Linked DNA regions of Homo sapiens: region 2 is linked to region 1. The links are chromatin loops, found by intact Hi-C in ENCODE. Cell type or tissue: IMR-90. All regions are shown on one strand.

Region 1 (2,500 bases):
CTATTTGAGTACCATCCCAGCATTTCTTTAAAGCTTCTTGCAGAAACTTGAATACAGGTTTCTTTTTAGTTTTACCCAAGCTTCTAATGAAAAAAAAAAAAAAAATCCAAGTTCCTCCAGACAGGGAAGGAGCTAGGCGACATTCTTTTAGCTTCATTTTGCAGATAAAATTAAAACTTTCCATTGAATAGCATTAAGAAGCCATAAGGCTGAGAAATTATTAATGAAAGCTCTTTAAATTTGGTGTTTCACCTGCTTCTGTTAGCATAACCCCTAAGAGACCTGATACTTTAAGGAATCTTCCTTTTTGTTTGAAAAAAATTTTAATTAAATGTATGGGAAGTTAAGAGCCGACTGAATTGGTTCAAGGTGCCACATTGACCATTGTTCATTGGCTTGCCTCTCCCATGAGTCTTTAGGACAGGTATTTAGGCAGACAATGCTTTGGCAGAATGGCATGACCCCCACTTTATTCTACTTTTTCATCCTGTGTTACCTAATAGATCACTGAGTTTTCTCAGTGATAGATACTGAGTTTTAGATACTGGGTAATAGATAGCTGAGTTTTCTATGTAGCCAGAGCTTAGGCATAAGCTAAGCAGTAGGTGCAAGCTTGTGGTTAGCGTATTGCGTATTTTTTCCATGTGGCTAAAACCTTCATGATCACAGAAATAATTTAAAAGCCTAGACAAGAGTCATTAATTTGTCGTCCTGTTAGCTGAATTCTGCATATTAATGCATTTTGTTTGGTTGGCAGGTTGCTTTTTTGCCTTTAAAAAAACAATAATCAAAAAAGAATGCCTTTAGGTTCCGTGAGAGCAGGGATTCTTGTCCACTTTGTTCACTGCTACCTCCCCAACACCTAGAACCATGCTTGGCGCACAGTTGGCTCATTGAGGACGTCCTGAATGAATGAATGAACAGGGCATGTAGAGGGCCTCTGCATTGCTCTACACTAGGGGGCACCATTCACATACAATATGATGTGAATGGGGGTGCCCTGGAATTGTAAAACGTGGTGGCCTTGTGCAATGCCCTCTCTTGTGACACAACCCTCAGCATTCCCTACAAATTCTTTCATTTTTTTCATTAGTTTGGCTCCTAATGAGTTTTGAATTTGCATCTCATGGACGAAATTGTTAAAAGACTTCAAAGCTTAGAAAAATAATATAAACCACATAGAAAAATTACACCTTCCCTATGACTAGCATACAATGTTAGCAAAATAATATTACTAATATATGCAATGTACATTTACTGCATGTATCTTCTCAAACTACTCAATGTCCTTATGGGAAAAAAGAAAGAACAAAGGCAGGGAGTTGATAGCACAGTATTTTAACTGGTGGAGATGTGAAAGCTATATTGCCATAGTTCCCACCAACAATGGCAGAAGGAGGTGTAGACTCAGGAAATGCTGCTTCCACTCAATTGCCCAGGCCTTAGAATCTCTCCCCTTCTCAGACCTTCATTCTACCTTGATTGAATTAAACCAGTGCTCCCCTGCAGTGGAGACTTCAGCAGCTTTAAACCAATTCTCTCTCACTTGCTTTTGCTCTGAAGGAGGAAAGTATGTTTGTAAATGGCAAGCTAAGGAGAGGGATTGATAGAAAATCAGAAAAACCTTTCTTTTAAATGTGAAGTTCAAAGCATATCCAGACTTTAAGTGGTTATAAGTTAGAATTAGGACTCTGTTGGGGGCTTTTGTTTCTTTTTATTTATTTATTTATTGAGGTTAGAAGTGTTTGAAGGGAATTTTTTTTTAAATAGGAGAACAAAAAGATACACAGCCAATCTGGTTATGTCATTTCTCAGATTTCTTCAATCATTTTTCTAAATGAACGATAAACACATCACAAAACTGAGGGCCATTCCTCTAGCAGATAGACAATCTGTCCATCCAAGAAATTACATTTCTCCAAAGCTATTTCTTTTTTTATGCATGGTGCACAATTGCTCATTCCAGTTATTAAGAATATTTACCACATTGATTTTCAAGTAATTTTATACTCATTAAGTAACAGAATAATCCTAAGGTGACAGAGTATGACTTTTCCCATCATATAGATGAGAGAAAGCAGATTACCAAAATTAGGGAGTCCAAGCGGGTGTTGGGATATTTTCCCTAACTCTAAATAAGCCTCACTTTTTTTCTTTAATGTCTGTTATGGGTCCTGGTCATTACTATGAGAACCAAAACCCTTGTTGAAAGTGGTTTGCTAGTAATTTAATCTTCAAAATGGCAAAGGCTGTGAGGACTTCACATCTGTTTAAGACTGTCCCGACTCAGGCTCCTTGTTTAGATTTCATATGTTCTTTCAAAGGGCTTGGCTATCTTCTTGGTCATGTATGTGTTCTTAGCAATCAACATGTAATGAGTTAAATGCAAACCAACGAGGGGCATGTCGGTTGCATTTCCCCATACGATATTCCACACGGGTTTTAAATTCCAAAGAGAAGCAGCCTAGGGCAAAATGCTTTGGGCTTTTTATGAAAAAAC
Region 2 (2,500 bases), 160 kb before region 1:
TCAGTCCTCTGTGATAGTACATTGAATGTGTCATGCAATTAGCATTGCTGTTTTTCAGAAGAATTGAAGCACTATCCTGATAATTTGGTTCTGAGCTTCACTTCTGCCTGAAATGTCTAGATAATTGCAGCATATGTGGGTGTTGTGAGGTTTTTTTCTGCTTGAATTATCCAAATAATTGCTTTAATTCTCCACTTTGCCTTACATATAGAGACACAAAGAAAGTGGATCAAGAAAATGGAGGAACCACGGGAATTTTTTTGTGGAATCCTTATTCTGTGCAAGGCTATGATCTGATTGCCTTCTCTTCTGAAAGGAAGTGCCTTCTGGTCACCAATATGTCACTTGCCTGGTATCTCTATTTTGAGTATTTCTCTCTGTGTGAACTGCTGCTTAGCTGGCCAGGACTCAAATGGTTTCTTACATAACCCAGGATATTTTCTTAGATTCTCTTCTATGAGTCAGTGAATCATAATATTCAGGGCATATCAGAGATAAAAGAAGTCCAGAACATCAACCACCTCTCAACCTCTGACCACTGACCCCACCATTATATAGATGTAGTCATTGAGACCTAAAGGGGTAATGTAAATATATACGCTTTCATAGAAAATCGGTGCAGAAGCAGGAACAAACAAACACAGGATGTATGCTAACTGTGGACCAAAAACAAAATGAAAACTCCAAAACTGATTTTACTTATCTTTTCCCTAAATGCAAATAAAGCTCACAATATCAGTTGAGTCATCTATAAAACATGATTTAGGGAAAACTGGACGAGTGACAACAGAGGCTCTCTCCATCTCTTCCCAAGGCGGTACTCTCCCCTCTTTTGTTGAGTAATGTAGGGTAGAGAAAAAAATAAAACAGACCTACATAATTCCTCCAGAAAAGGGGACGGCACCTGAAAGCAAGAAGTATGTCTCCTTCCTCTTCTTCATCCTCTGCAGAGTTGTTCAAGAAGTCAGCTCTCAGGCACCAGCTAAAACTCTGGAGCCAGCACAACTCCAATTTTGGAAACTACCATTATGGAAAGAAGAAAGTGAGCACAGCCGTGAGAGGTCTATGGCTCCGAATATGGAACTCTTCATCCTCTCAAACCTTTCTCCAGCTTCCATAGAAGACTTCATCTTCTTATCTCTATTATCATTTTCCTGCTCAGTGAAAGTTGCTCTTCTACCTCCACCCCCAGGCCTGGGGTGTGTGTGTGTGTGTGTGTGCTCCTTTGCAACTCAGCTCTAGGTGTCCAAGCAAAAGCTTGAGTTTTGCCGTCTCTTCCTTCAGCTTGGGATTCCTGTGGAAGGAATTGCTGACAGTGAACACTGCCCACCACTAGAGAGCAGTCAAAGCCAACATTTTCCTGGGCAAAAACTTCTAAGAAGTTGTTTTCAAAGGAGCCAGGTTCTCTTGGTCCTCTCTTTCCCTCTCTCATCTTTCTCAGGGCGGAGCACCCTGTCGGTCTCCTTCACAAAGGCATATTCTACATGTCTATTTAGACATTATGGGCGCAATGAACACTGTGTTAATTCTGCCAGAGAAGCCATTGTCAAAAACGTTTGTTCTTGAAATCTTCATGTTTTTACCCCATCAGCACAAACACAGCATCAAGCTGACCTAGGTGAATCATAAAATGTTGAAAATAAAGGCAATCTTGCAGTTAAAAAAAGAGTTATCTTCATAAATCCATAAAGGAAACAAAATCAGACCTTGGTTGATTCTTCCCTAACCCTCTTTAGTGAGACTAACAGCAGACAAACCTAAGCAGGGTCCTATGCACATCTTCAGATATGCTTTATTCCTTCAGACAACATGCTTTTTCCAACCTTAATGAAGAGAACAATTGTGCCTCATATAGGCTGTCTTTCAAATTTCAGTAGGTCCATGTCTACATTATTTAACTTACTTTAATGAACAGTAAAAGAAAATAATTATTGCAGATTGGCCTGTTAGTGTGCAGGAAGAATCCTCTAGTCTACTAGACTGGAAGGTGAAGAAAGGGAAAAAGAACTTCTGGAAGGAAAGGTAGCTGGATTCACATTCACTCTGGATTCAACCTTAGATTTACATTTGAATCATGTCTTTGCCACTTGCTTAAGTGTAACCTCAGGCAAGTTACTTAAGTTCTCTCTAAATCTTAGTTTCTTCCTCTGTAAATTGGAGGTCATAAGTGTTTTCATCAAATAGCATAGTTTTAAGAATTAAAAGAACAGTGTATGTAAAGCACTTAATAAAGATTTGCTGTTATTGTTCAGGAAGAGAACTTTGTGACTTATTTCTGACTTCTTCCTCTATTGCTTTATTTCTATACATCCAATTTCAATTTTAATTTTGCTAAATATTCATTATACATGTTTTATGTTCCATGTATAATATAATTCTGATCCTCAAGAGGTTACAATGTGGTTTTTAAAAGAGATAAATATGAAGGAATGAAATACAAAGAAGACACATCTTATAACATTAGATTCTAAAGATAACACATAACACAGAAGGTCTATAT

Evidence for each region. A loop is a pair of places that touch in the nucleus more often than their neighbours do. Peaks named below come from ENCODE experiments on the same cell type or tissue, not always from the same donor. Only the 100,000 strongest peaks of a DNase experiment are listed, where the experiment ranks them.
Region 2: it touches region 1 in a loop (6-fold over the local background); 10 of 110 quality-filtered maps call a loop at or near these places.

The regions. Positions count from the first base shown.
Region 1 is chr14:80,212,758-80,215,257 of GRCh38, forward strand. All of the region lies in intron 1 of DIO2-AS1 (DIO2 antisense RNA 1), which reads left to right. It also overlaps a transcript of DIO2 not described here. Among named protein-coding and RNA genes, the nearest start is that of DIO2, 2.5 kb to the left of the region's middle. In IMR-90, a CTCF peak has its summit at 966 (motif pointing right); a DNase peak (open chromatin) is centred at 994.
Region 2 is chr14:80,055,054-80,057,553 of GRCh38, forward strand. No RefSeq gene overlaps it. Among named protein-coding and RNA genes, the nearest start is that of DIO2-AS1, 160 kb to the right of the region's middle. RefSeq lists a silencer at 1,173-1,467. In IMR-90, a CTCF peak has its summit at 1,333 (motif pointing right); a DNase peak (open chromatin) is centred at 1,338.